Regions from separate parts of the Mus musculus genome. Here region 1 is linked to region 2. A link is a contact called in ENCODE Hi-C or POLR2A ChIA-PET data. All regions are on one chromosome and are shown on one strand. The core of a region is the stretch at or near the end of the contact, and the rest is flanking DNA. Distances in the headings are between cores, read along the strand shown. Region 1 holds the start of Nfib (nuclear factor I/B). Region 2 overlaps Nfib (nuclear factor I/B).

Region 1 (7,112 bases), core at 444-2,943, 39 kb before region 2:
CTTTGTCCCAGCTTTTCAAGAAGAAGAAATGACCAGTACAAAAGAAATTAACGTTGTCAGAACGCTAACTAGAGGATTTGCCTAGCGGGGGCACGGAGGCCGCTCCCCGTGGCGCGTGCCCTAAAGGGTTAACTCGCCCCGGTTCTCACAGTTTCCCCCGACTTTACCTGTCCTCCTAGACCCGCCGCCCTCCCCGCCTCCCCACCCCCTGCGCCTTTCTTCACCAGGCTCTTGGTTTACAGGGGCTGCAGCTGGTAGACTTGGCAAGCTCGCCTCATTAAGAGCGCTTTTTGAAAACGGACTGTGTTTGAGCATTTCCCTAATGAGGACAGGACGGGGTTAAAAAGTGACCATTTCATGGTTGACTTGAACCTGCCTACTTTTCTTGATGTGTCGTTGTGAAATGCTTGATGTGGGTAACTTCCACTTGGGGAAGGAAAAAGTCACTGGTTCTTTCAGGTCCGCTGGGGGAGGGCACGGTGGTCAGGAGTGCGAGGACTGGAGAAAGTTGAGGGGGGGAAAGTCCAGGACGCGGGGTGGGAGCGGGAGGCCGCGGGGGGCCTGGAAACGCTCGGCGGCCCCAAGCTAGGGCGACATGGAGCCCCGGGCGCTCACTTTTCTTTCTCCATTGTCTGGGGCAGCCTTTGATTCCTCCATTTCCCCACCCACCCCTAGCGGAAACCCGGAATTTGGGGGGCGGTGTGTGTGGGAGAGAGTGCCCGCGCGAAAGGGGGTGCTGGCCGGTCGCCTCCAGGGTCCCGGGAATCAAGTTCATTCACTCGGCGGGGGGCGGGGCGGGGAGCCGGCGGGAGCCGCCGGGGAGACCCGCAGCCGCACACGCACCCCGCGCGCTCCCGCCCCGCAGCCTCGGGCGCGCCGCGGCCCCGCCCTGCCCGCACCCCCGCGGGAAGGGAGCCGCTTTCCGCCGGCGCCCCGGGCTCTGGGGGTGGGGATTGGGACGCGGCCAGCGCGGCAGGAGGAGGAGGAGAGGAGGGGCGAGCGGTGGCGCGGCCTTCCCGCTCCGAGCGCGGCCACGTGCACCGGGCGCCGGGGGAGGGCGGGCCGCTGCGGCGAGGCTCGGGGGACCCTGGGGACCCCGGCGCCCCTCTCCGATCGCCAGTGCGAGCTCCGGGCTGGGCTGCCCGCCGCGCCCCGGGCTCCGCGCCCGTCCGCTGCAACTCCAGGAGGCCAAGTTCACTCTGGCCCCCGCCTCCACCCTCCCTCTCCCTCCAGCCGCCTGGGGTGCTAGAGTCGGCGCCCTAGCCCCGGCTCGGGGCGGCCTGGGTGTGAGGGAATTTTCCATTCGTTTCTTTCTTGGGCCCAGGCCGGTTCAGGGCTTCTCCCCTTAGGATGTTCTCGCGTCTTGAGCGTCTGCAGCGAGCAGTGAAATAACCTCTCCCTGGGCGGGTTTTCGGGGGTAAACGAAGAGTGGCAGAGAGAAGAGCTATTTTTGAAAAAAGAAAAAAGAAAAGAAAAGAAAAGAAAAGTCCCAATACTGTGGCACCGGTCTGATACCTTTAACAAATGAGGGGGAGAGACGCGAGGGCTGGGGGAGGCGCGCGGGAGGAGGAGGAAGGTGGGGGGCGGGGGGTGTGGAGAGGCTGGTGCAAAAGGAACGCGCGTTTGCAGGAGGAGGAGGAGTAAAGCGGTGATTGTGTAATTAAATAATAAAACAATCCTTAAGTCTGATTTGGAGAGAGCTCGAGCGGGGTCCAGAGGGTGGAACCGGTGAATCTTTCAACTTGCAAGTTTTTCAAGGAAAGAAAGCGAGAGAGGGAGGGGGAATAGAGCCCAGGACAGAAAAGAGGAGTTTGCAGCCAAGCGGGATCGATCGTTTGGGATTTTTTTCAGGAGGTCCTTCCGATCCTTTCCGTGGGCTGTGGCCAGCGGCACCGGCAGCGGAGTCCACGCGCGGCGGGTCAGACCCGGGGCGAAGCGGGCGGGCGGCGGTGCGGCGGGGCAGGAGCGCAGCAAAGGCTTTTCCGCCCGGGAGCTCCGCGCCTGCGCCCCCTCCCTCACCCCGGCCTCTCCCTGCTCCCCCCCACCCCCACCCCCACCCGGCCCTCTCCTGCGCGCGCCCCGCCACCCGCGCGCACTCGCTTGCGCTCCCCCTCGCGCACACACGTGGTCGGCTCGCAGCAAAGTTTCGCCTGCGATCGCCACTCCCGGATCCTGCTGCAGTGTTGGCGGCGGTAACCTTGAACTTTACCAGCGCGGTGACACATTCTCCTCGCTTTCCCCACCGCCTGGCCTCCTGCGCCCCCCTCCCCGCCTTTTTTTAAAAAAAACATTTCACCACCCACCATCACCCCAATCCAACCCACACCGAACCCTCGCGCACCCCAACCCCCAACAACAAACAACAACAACAACAACTGCAAAACAGAAAACAAATCCCCTAAACCAGGCGACCAGCAGCCTGCACCAGCGGCGGCAGCCTCGGAGAGCTCGGCCGGCGCGCGCGAACCGCAAGAGGGTTAAAAGTGTAGATTGGATTTCACCCCGGGAAATCTAGCTCGCCGAGTGAACTTGAATCTTTGGCTATTTAAGGAGGACTGGGTTTGTTGCGAAGTTGCGGTGAACCGGCGCAGTGCCCCGTCCTGATTGATCGCATCGCTGGGCTCAGATGACTGTAAAATGAATAGATGAAATCCTTGCTTCTGGAAGATTTTCTTGGGCATCTCCGGGAAAGTGCGTTTTAAGGCGAAGTCATGATGTATTCTCCCATCTGTCTCACTCAGGTACTTATCTTGGTCGCTTTCTCGAGCTTTCTCTGGCCCCAGACGCCTTTGTTGTGTCTTCTTGCTCTTGTGCTGCAGACCCTCAAAGGCTTTGCCTAACCTTGGCACACCCTGGTCTTCCCCGAGAAGTAGTGCGGAGTTGCGGTGGGCTGTGCGGGCGGCGTGGGACCACGGCTGCCGTGTGCGCCCATCCCAGCGCCCGAGCGGGGAGAGCCGGCACCGGGCGGGCGAGGCTGCTGGGGGTGGGCAGGGCCGAGACCTGCGGCCGTGAGCCCCTGTCCGCCCCTAAGGAGATTGCGGCGAAGGCAGCGGCGGCGGTGGTGGCCGCGGCGGCACCCTCACTCCCTGGCCGGTGCGCGTGGGGCGGACTCCGGCTTGGGAGCGTCTGTAGATGGACTCTTGGGCAAGGGGCTGAGAACTAGGCTTGAGCGCCTTTGGACTCTGCTGCCCACAGTGGGCGGGTGACGCCGCCAGTCTAGGTGGTGGTCCAGAGGACTTATTACTTTGCGTTTTGGGGTGCCTAAAGTCCTGTTCTACAGTGACCCACATTTCGGGTTTTTAAAGACCTCACTTCAGAGGCGATCTTTTACGCTGACAAGAAGTTGAAGTGTTTGTGGTGAATTTTTAGGACTTTTAGGACACGTTTGTTTTAAAAGTGAGACTTGTTCATTTGATGATATTTGAACATCGCTCGCAAGGCATAAAGTAGTATCAGAAAAGTGAGATTTTTTTTTTTAACTTGGAAATTTGCCTTAAGGAACAACGTTAGGAGGTAAAACACTGTCTTTATACCTAAAAACCCAAACTAGTTTCTATCCCTTCAGTCAGATGGTAAAATGAAGAAGTGGTCAGATCTAGAGACTTACCTGGGGCGCTTTCATCCTTTCATGGATGCCCGACGAACTCACCAACTGATGATAGCTTAAACAGCCTAGTCCAGAACTGTTAATTTACAGCAGTTAATTCAACCTTGAAAGTTATGGGACAGTTTACTTCCAACTTTTAAGAGTATGAGTCTAGATTGGGTCATTGAAATTTTTCATTGACATTGTCAAGAAAGTGAAACATAATTGCCTAGTTTTGGTTGTCTTAAAGTTTTAAAAATCTAAGATTATGAGGATGCATTTTTATAATGAACAAATAATTAAGATTTCAATTGTATGACAATTAGAAACCATTGTGATTCAAAAGGACTGCGGCATTCATAAATTGTGAATGAAGATGAGAACAACGATAAGGGGCATTCAGTGATTGGACACAGCCCTGTAGCTTTTTGGCTGACACATTTTTTATTGTTTATATTTTGTTTGGCATCTGAGTATGATTAACTTAGATATGGCTATTTTAAGCAAGTAAACGTGCACTTTAAATTTAACAAAACTGGAAAAATGGGTTGTTTGAGTTATTTGTATTTTAAAAGCTCTGAATGATAGTAACCCACGAATAGGAAAGGACTAGCTCAGGTATAGCACATCGCCTGTAGTGTTAAAAGTTTCTTTTATTTATCTATCTGCGGGCTTTTCTTTTTTTTTTTTTTTTTCCATCTTTTTCTGGTAAACCATGAACATTTCTATTCTTTCTACATTGTGATCAAAGGAAACAGATTGAAGTAAGCTTTTCCTTCACAAAGTATGGCCTAGCTTATTCTTACCTGGGAAGGACTGGATGATCGCATGTGAGTTCATATTTGTGTTTCCAACACTTGTTTTTGGGGAACTGCTAGCAATTGCATTGCATTTTTAGTATCTCCTAAATAAGCATTAAAAAGTCACTAGCCCCATCTTAATTTGTGTATGTTAGAACTACTATTGCAGAATCCTGACACATGAGGTGGTAGGGGCCTAGACTGCACAATCACGCAACTATCACATTTCTATTCAAGGACACATACTTACTAACAGTAATTCAGGGTGATGACTACGCATTCTTTGTTATTTTAGCAGTATAAATCTGTGTATTAGCACTGTTTTGGAACTTAAGGCCTACCAGAGAAGGAGTTGCAGCTTTAGAATTCTCAACTAACTATGTAGGTAACTTAAGGTATTGCAAAAGTGAGAATATACTAATGAGTTACTTTTGTATCAGATGAGTACTTTAGTTTTATGTTACAGGAGCATGATAGCTGCCTCATAACCTGTTTTGAGACATACAGATACAAAGTAAAATACATTGTTAATTTGTTAGAAACTTTAAGAAGTACCTCAGGTCTTACATGAATGCATGTAGGTTTTGTAAAATCCTAATTTAAATGATGCTACTATTAACCGTGATATTTAGCAAGGTAGTTTGGTGTAGTATCATCATAAATCAGCATTGGTAGGTCATTATGAGTAAAAAGAAAATTAAGGAATATCTCTCTCTTTTAATATTTCATTTTCTCTGCACATAAGCTTTTGGTGCAACCCTCAGTTTGCATGATGATGCTTTTGTTTCATTGCCATTCAACTTCTTTCAGCATTTTTTCAGGGTTTATTGTTACGTAGCGATGAGGCTGCAGGAGTGCACAGTATTTACCCTTCCGTTGCTACAGTGGGCCGGTTTTCCAACCCTTTCATGGAAACTATTGTTTCCTCGAAGCAGAATAAATAAGTCAAGTTAAGCAAGATATTTTTATGTTTATATCTGGAACTTTAACTTGCCTATTTATTTTATCAATTTACTTCAACACAGGAAAGTTTTATAAGAAAAAGGCTCTCACTGGATATCCATGTGTTTTAAGGAAAATTCTAAGTCAACTTGTCCATGTATCTCAGTGTAGAGACTTTAAATGTTAAATCACCTCCATGCTTGGATTTTAAAAACAATTTTGATAATTTCTTAGTGTGATTGTGATTGTCCATTAGTTAGTTATTTGAATGCCTTAATCCTGTTTGTTTTTTCCATGAGAGGACAGCCACTTTCCAGATACATGCCACTTAAAATTATTAAGAATATATTATGATGCAGCTTTAGAAAGCAGTTATACATAGGCAATAACACTTAGACATGGAATGCAAAAGTATACATGACATATTGCTTATCTGCACTTATTATCATTTTGGGACAGTATGTCTTCTTCTCAAGTAAGTGTTTAACTTAGAGTTGAATCTGCATGATGAGGAGGCTCCAAAAGATTAAGGCGAATTGGTGAGATGAGAAAGTTTGCCACTCTGTTTATCAATAAAAGAAGTTAATATTGTAAAACAATATTTGCCATCAGTAACAGCAAACCCAGGACAACAGTTAAACAGTATTTTTTTTTTCCTTTTTTCCCAAGCTGGCTTTGAATTTCCAAATTCAACTTACAAATTAGCATCCTCGTGGTGTGATGCAATTGTTTAAAATTTAAAACTTTTATAGGATAGATGATGTGTGTTGTCCAGTATCAAATCTCAAAACTGTCTAATCAGAAGCTATGTTTGATGTGCATGTAAGAAAATGAAATGTCACTGAACATAGTATTTAGGTATCTAACCTCGTCAGTGTTCCTGGGTTACTTAATAGCCGTTAAATAATGGTGCCTATTACGAAGCATGGTAAGAGTAAAAGGAGCAGGACAACGTACTCTCACCCACTGCTCATTTACAGAAGTGTAGATGCTTGTTTTTAAATCGTATCAGTAAATCACAGTAGAAGTCAGATCATAGGAAGTAAGTTCATAAAGTAATTTCAGTCCACATTTCCCTGCGCAGGCCGCCTTCCCCTTTTGCAGATATTTTGAGGGGAGGGGATGAACAAAGTTTTTACAGTTACAGTGGGAGCTGAAAGCATGGCATCAGAAAGTGTATGGGGATGGGATGTCTTCTCATGGGCTGTGGTTGCTGTGAGCAGGGCTGCCTTCCCACACAAAGAACAGATTGTGGTTTAACTCTTTCCGTGGTCTCCTTTAATGTGCCCACATAGTAACTGAATTGTTCAGATCTCTGCTGGAAAGTACTGATCGGTTTAATTTCCTCCATGGCATTTGGCTATGCCTCATGCTGAGATGTAATCAGCTACATTCTGTATTATAAAATTTTGAATCATTCTTAGTCGGCAATATGTCAGAATACTTGATAACCCTGTTATTGATTAAGGGAGAAGTATACCTGATCTGGATCTGAATGGAAAACTGTTACTATGTTGCAGTCTCCTGCACTCAAACCTTGAGTATTCTCCTACAAAGGCTTTCATGGAGATCTGAACGCTGAGGCAGCTTCTTTGTTGGAATGCCATTAGTTCACTTTGGATACCTTTATCTTAGGAAATTAGTCACTCTGCTAGACCCTTCCCTCCACGTGCTTCAGAGTAACGAACCCTAGCAAGGAAATTCTGGCTTGGGATATAACCTATTAGAGAAACTTATTTTGTGGTTAGGATGACAGAACAGTCAGCATGACCAGAAAAAATGGT
Region 2 (7,229 bases), core at 3,145-5,644:
AGAGTCTGTGTGAACTCATTTTTATTTGTAGCTCCACAGCATCAGAGTCCTTTTTACGCCCTGGCTCCCCTGAACCTTTGTGTTGTACTAAGAATATTTTTACCAACTGCATTAGGAAATGTCAAACAGTACAAATCAGTTGAACTTCTCTTAGCTTTCTCTGGGTGACCAAGAGAAGGACTGGCTATTGTGATCAATGTATTGATTCTGATCGTGGCAGAATGATCGATTTGCTCCTCTTTAGCATTGCTTTTCAGTTTAGTAGCAGAATTCCTGGTCAGGAGGAACTGCCCCACTGATGGAGTGAAGCAAGAGCAGAGTGTGGGGACAGAGATTCCTTTGTGGTCACTTTGTCACACAAAAGTGCGCTTTTGTGCATGATAATTTAAAAACAGAACTCTCAAGTGACATTTTTTACCTCTCAAGGTAATTTTTACCATTGTTTTGAGTCAGAAAAGGGAGGGCACACTGGATGCGCCAGCTCAGGGGAGGTCAGAGAAGGAGGGTTATGGCTTGAGAACAGCAGCACACAAAAGTTCCTGCTCTAGTTGAAGTGCACTTGACATAGACTGAACTCCTTGTCTAAAGCTTGTGCTTTACAGCTATCTGCAGAGGGCATCTGAAATTCCTTTGGTTTCTAATCTATGGCAAGTGAACAAGAATGGATGACAAAGGGATATAAAGATAGAGCTCAAACAAGGTGTTGTTAATTCTTTCTTTCACCTATGATAACTAATGGAAAGCTTAAATTACTAAATTCAGAGGAGTCCGTTGTTGCTACTTGCCAAATTGTACATGCTTGTGCGTCTGTCTAATTCATATTGGGAAGCCACAAACAGAAGCGCATAATTTGGCAAAACACCAAAAACATGCCTCAGCACACTTCTGGAGATTCTTCCAAATGACTTAATGATTCAGGAATGTGTGTGTGTGAGGGTGTGTGTGTGTGTGTTGCATGCTGTGTGTTTTGAATGTTGCAGAGATGCTTAGAATAAATTATCCTAGCAAACTATGTATGCTATACCTGTCTTGGGGGTTGGAGGACTTCCCTCCAAAATTCTGAATTGTGGAAAGAAAAGCAAAGCTGAATGGCAGGTTTCTTTTTAACACACACACACACACACACACACACACACACACACACACACACACACACACGCACGCACTTTTCTTAAATAGCAACTCAGAGTAAGCAAAACTTTATAACACCCTGAAGGAAAAAAAACACTTAAGCTGAAAAATTACTCCTTCCTAAAGTTCCCAAAACCTTTTGCTTTTGCTTGGTTGTAGGCTTTTTCCTTTGTAGGTTTAAGGCTGCAAAGAGTGGGTCATGCCTGTAATATCAGCATAGGAGGAGGCTGAGGCAGGAGGATCATCTTGAGTTTGATGTTAGCAGCTACCTGGTGAGACCCTGTCTCAAACTTGAATAATCACCCCCAAGGTACTTTTTTTGCCCATTTAAAGTATGTTATTTAATATTTGTTTTCCACTTTACAACTTGGAGAGAGGATTGAGCCAGTGATTAAATACCTCACCCAATAGAGTCTAGAGATGTAGGTTGAGAATGTCTTCCTCTGAGTCTGGAGAGGTGGCTTGGTGGTTGACAGTACTGGCTGCTCTTCCAGAGGACTGAGTTTAGTTCCCAGCACTCACAGGGTAGCTCACAACCACCTGTAATTCCAGTTCCAGGGATCTGACTTCCTTTTCTGGGCTGCTGGGGGCATCAGGCATACAAGCTGGAAAAACATTATATATATAATAAAATTAAAGATTGGTGTCTCTTTCTGTCTGTGGTATTGTTTTTCAGGACATTGTCAAATTCAGAGAAAATGCTTGTCTGTCTTGCTGCTGCCACATAATCAGTTGCTGAGTGTAGCTGTAATAGAATATTCTTGCTGGATTAAATAATAAGAGCTGCAGTGTCTGAGCCTATGCTTCTAGCATCGTCCACAGCAGAACACTCTAGTGAGTCATGGGTTGAGCTAGTCATACGTTTAACAGACTCTTCATTTTTGGTTATGAGTAAAATATTTTTGTTCTTTTTTCATAGTTTTTTTGTTTATTTATTGTTATTTTGAGTTTTTGAGACAGGGTGTCTCTGTGTTGCTCTAGCTGTCCTGTTCACTCTATCGACCAGCCTGGAACCCAGAGGTCATTCTGCCTCTGCTTCCTGAGTGTTGTAATTAAAGGCATGCGCCACCATAGACTTCACCTCCATAGTTTTGTTTTTTGTTTGTTTTGTTTTGTTTGTTTGTTTGTTTTGTTTTGTTTTGTTTTGAGACAGGGTTTCTCTGTGTAGCCCTAGCTGTCCTGGAACTCACTCTGTAGACCAGGCTGGCCTCAAACTCAGATATCCACCTGTCTCTGCCTCCCAAGTGCTGAGATTAAAGGCGTGTGCCACCACTGCCCAGCTCCCTCCATAGTTTTAAGAAAGACTTTGTGTGTGTGTGTGTGTGTGTGTGTGTGTGTGTGTGTGTGTGTGTACTGGCAAGTGTTTGAACATCACCTGTTTTTAGACTTTTGGCGTATGAGGATTAGAGAAATGAAGTTTACTGAGTTTACAAAAGTAAAATAAAAACACAGGTGAGGGTTGGCGAGAAGTAAGAGGCTGCCTGATTTATTTGCTTTTAGCAGTACTTCATATAGCTGCTTGGGAACATGGCATTTGCCTCCTCGGCTGCAGCAGCGGTTCAGTTCCTGGTCTGCAGCGGAGGAGAGGGTCGCCCTGTCTCTTAGATCAACACACATAACTGAGATTAAGAGACTGAGGATTTATGTGCACAGACATTATCCTTGGAGGTCATGCTGGTGACTGGGATGGCTCAGGAGCTGCTACCGAGCCTCCCTGTCCTGGCGGAGCTCCCTAGTCATGCCCCACAAACCCGGTCTTCCTTGTTTACTGCAACTCCAATGATACATCACTATTATTTGTCTTATTACAACTGTGAGATTGACAGTTGCAAAAACTCTAGAACCAGTATGAGTTTAAGTGTGTTCTCTGATTAGAGTGCGTGAATGCTGGCTGACGAGGAAGTTGACATCAGATATATGGAAAATGGTGAGCTCGGGAGTCCTCAGTTAGTATGAGACACAGGCAGAGTTGCCTGTCTGGGAGCTGAGGGGTCCTGCTGGAGGCTTAGGCCCCAGGAAATGGTTTGGAAGGATCAATAGCAGGGCCACAGCATCCAATCTGAGGCCACTCAGCCAGATTTTGATGACATTTTACTCATGGGTTTGTTTTTTTTTTAATCAAAGGTCCTGTCAGACTTACTCTCCAGGAAGAGTTGGTTTCCTCATGAGACAATGATCGAGAAAACAATACTCTATTTATCTCTTACCTAAATAATGTTTTCAAAAAGTTCACTGCATTCATTTGGCTTTCTCATAAAATGAGTTCCTTGAGCTATGGAGCAGGCCTGGCTTCCTCCTTGTGTGTTTTCAAGGTTATTTATTATCCTTCTAGATGCTGTCGGACCGGTAGAGTACCTGCCTTTACTAACAGTTAGGACTTCCCTCTTTAGTCTATGAATTTAGACAATTTATATGCCTCCTGGTATATATTTCTCAAAAGTTGTGTGATCCTCTCGGCATGCCGGAGATGCGTTGCTTTTTAAGTTCAAGCCTAAATTTTCAGTAGAGCCAGCCATAGCAGTGGATACTCCAGAAGGGAGAGTGAGGAGCAGTTCTTCCTTTAACTGCAGCTGTTAGAAAAAACAAAAGCAACTCAGACCAGCACAGAAGTAAATTTACTTAATTAGGACTAAGGAGTGAGGGTGGGGCTCTAGGAAGGCACCCCTTCTGACAGTAGGGGCTCTTGGTTGTTGACCTCTTAAGCCACTGAGAGATTCTGAAAAACATTACAGAAGACTGTTCTTAATATTACATGATATCTTTGTGTATGTGTGTACATGTTTATGTGCGTGTATTTGTGTGTGGATGTATACACGTGTACGTGTGTGTATGTGTAAATGATGCCAGAAAGAGAAGGAGAGAGTAAGATTGCATAGGAAGAACTATCAGTAAAAATAAGTTTTAAAAAAGAATATTTGCATTTGCTATTTCTTCCTTTCCTATCCTTCCTGTAGATCAAGAGATCTGCAGGAGCATCAGACGTTTGGACATACCAAGTTAGCTTTGCAGACTAGTGACCATCCACCTACGATACCTCCTTACATACTTGGCAGATAATGTTGCCCACTGACTGCATCTCGCACTAGGGCCTTATCTGTCTCTGGGCCTCAGAGAAGAGGACAGAGGCTGCTTCCCTGAGCTCGGTCTTGGTGTATACCATTCTGCTGTACTGTGGTGAACCGGGTCAGACACCAAATCCTGGCGCTCTGCCTCCAGGGAGGGGACTTTTCCTTTGCAGCCCAGAGTCAGGAAACATGAACATTTGTATTTTCAAGACCACATACCGATCGCTGTGCAGGAAGTGGTGGAGATGGGTGCTGGGACTGAGAATACCTGGGAACTGCTGAGTCTCAGCTACCCGTTCTGGCATGCTTTTAGAATTTCAGCCTGAGAGTAACACTGATACGTGCTTAGGGGTATTTGTACAAAATTCTTTCTTTCCCTTTCAGGATTGGACAGACCTCTTGTTCATTCTACTTAATCAGCACAACCATGTTCTGTGTGTGACTGTGTCTTGGGAAACACACAACGGTCTGTTGCCAGATACTTCAGTTGTGTTTCCTAGGGATACCTAGCATAGTAAAGGAATTTAATAATTGTGCAAACCAGTTGTTAAAAAGCAACTCGAAAGTTATTTTCAGAGGGAGAATATTTTCAGTCATTAACTCTTCAAGGCTGCTAGCTACCTTGGACCTGGCCTTCCTGGCTTACAGAATTCAGGTCCATTCAGGCCTCACTATGTGCGGTTCCTACAGGAAGAGTGTTGATAAGGGGGGAATTACAAGGTGTGCATTTGAGAAGAAGGCCCTGCCTTGCAGCACAGTTGGAAGTGGAGACAGGCTGAGGCCTCTGAACACTGCTGGTTGCTTACTGATCTCATCGCTGGCCAGGGCTGGCATCCCTGCTTTCCTTGATTTAGAACTGACACTCTCAATATAACCGGAACCCACTTTTCGTCCAGGCTGACTAAATCTTCCAGGTTGGCAAAGTGGAGTGTCGGGATTCCCATTGTTATGTTTATCCTGGATTTCTATCTTAAGTTGTGGTTAAGTAACATATTTACATAAATCAACTCTCAGAGCTGGACTCTAACACAAGCCTTTTGCTGAGAGGAAAAACTAATTGTTTTGTTTCCTGAGATTTGCTTTCATTTTATATAACAAGCTCAAAGGAAGTAGAAGTGTTGTATGGTGTTGAGACTGAACTATCCTGGATTTTGCTTTTTACAACAGGTTTATTTTCTCTCTCTCTCTCTCTCTCTCTCTCTCTCTCTCTCATTCTCTCTCGCTGGTTGCTGCTGCAGCCTATGGATGCTGAGGAGGTAAAGTGGAAAGGACAGAGGCTAATGCTATTAGCACAGTGGCCACATGCTTTTCCAGGACAGTTCCTGTTTTCTTGTTTTCTTCGACAAAGGAACCAAAAGAGCTGTCTCTGTTATAAAGATGTTACAGAAGAAGGCCGAGGCCTTCAGTGTACAGGTGCAAACACTTTCAACAGGAACGTGTTAAAATGAAAACTACTCGTGATTCATGCAAATATTTTGCAGATGTGATTTCATTAAAATCGATAGCCCAGAAAAAAATTTTAGTGGTTATCTTTCTATTAATGAATTCATGTTTAGTTTAAGCTAACATATTAAAATGACACATTTCTTCTAAATCATGGCACAAAGCAGATGGAATGGGGGCTACCCTATCTAGAAATCATGTGCTCTAGTTGTAGGTTTCTTCAGCACATGGAGGAGAATGAGATGTTAGAAGCCATTGTAGGTTCAGAATCTACAATGACAGCCTGCTGGTTCCTAGTGTGAGATATTATCTGGATAGTATTGATCATGAACTGCACTGGGAGATAATCGGACTCTCAAATGCTATTTTTCTTTTATGGCCACTGATTGGTATTTGCCTTTCAACAATGTTATTATTATTTACTCATGTTTTTAAAAAAATACAAGAACTTCGTGACAAGTTTTTCTTTTCGCATTTAATGTGTTCTCTTACTAAATGTATTAGCATCACTAAAGTGTACCTAAAATGTACATTTTAATGCAAGTGAACCCAAAGGGAAACATCATCTACCCTGGGTGACAGTAGAGAAGGACACGGGGTCCCATTCATTATGAGCAGGATACTTTTCTCCGCAGCTTGATTCTGGAAAGCATTTTGGTTTGTTTAACAAAATTCTTACTGAGATTTAAAGTGTACCCCCAAGGTGCCCTGTGCCCTGTGCCCACCTTGCTCCATGGAACGACAGTGTGGTAGTGCAGCCAGGCATGCGGTCCCCTTTTCCTTGGCATCCCTTTGAGCGGCATAAGATCCATATTCTAGTCTCTGAGAGGTGGAAGTGTGTCTTGTCCAGCTGAATCTTTTGGTCTGATTTTTTCCCCCCTGGTCCTAATACATGTTTATTCCTACATGCGACAGATCTGCAGTCGTGTTTTCTTTCTGAGTTATAATGACTCAGATGTCATAATTAATCTGATGAGCAGGTGGGGTTATTAGCCCTGTGCTTCACTTGCTAATAGCTCCACAGTTTTTCTAAAGTACTCTTTCAACTAAGGAGGCATTTCTTCACATAGAATAAACAGTACAGCACAAAAGCCTCAGTTAGATAACTATCCGTGGGCTTGAAAAGCTGCCAAGCAGATGTTGTTATTGGAGCTGGCCCAGGCGAGATTGGGCCAGGCAGATGCTCATGGGGAGGGGAGTAGGGGGAGCAAAGGGGGAGGAGAAACAAGTGAGTGGAGGTTGCAGGGAGGAGGGGGGTGGTTCTCTAGGACCCTGACACCAGGTTGAGACAGATGGGAGGTACCTTTGTGTCATATGTGTTACTTCCATGCTTGTGACCTTTAGGCAGACACAAATGAGGGTGGGATGGACGAGGGGACCCTCTGCAAGTATCCACATGGGAGTGCTCATCCAGCAGTCGGAGACTCCTGGTTTGCATTAGGGGGGCTGTGTGCAATTTCTGAAGGGCCTACGGAGACCGTGCTTCATACCTATCCACGTATGTAATGGACGTGACATTTCCCAGAACACACAGGTTTCTCCTTTATTGCTCTAAATTAGGTTGTGCAAACTTAAGACAAAAGGCTGCTC

The links. A loop is a pair of places that touch in the nucleus more often than their neighbours do. ChIA-PET counts read pairs that join two places held with the same protein, here RNA polymerase II (POLR2A).
Region 1: a loop to region 2 is called in a map of heart, with 2.5 times the contacts of the local background. The contact joins the promoter of Nfib here to the enhancer-like site in region 2. A Hi-C loop is called at or near these places in 5 of 37 maps with a recorded cell type or tissue (adrenal gland and heart). POLR2A ChIA-PET finds 5 or more read pairs at or near these places in 3 of 5 experiments (Patski and embryonic stem cell).

The regions. Positions count from the first base shown.
Region 1 is chr4:82,500,360-82,507,471 of GRCm38, reverse strand. It overlaps Nfib (nuclear factor I/B), which reads left to right and starts at 1,693. Exons shown (of 12, transcript NM_001113209.2): 1 at 1,693-2,741. The coding sequence starts at 2,712.
Region 2 is chr4:82,464,061-82,471,289 of GRCm38, reverse strand. All of the region lies in intron 2 of Nfib (nuclear factor I/B), which reads left to right. It also overlaps 2310067E19Rik. Among named protein-coding and RNA genes, the nearest start is that of Nfib, 38 kb to the left of the region's middle. Within about 2 kb of position 4,394, at least 1 of the 3 ENCODE cell types and tissues checked has a DNase peak (open chromatin) inside an H3K27ac peak, as active enhancers do; it is heart, where a contact is called at or near this core.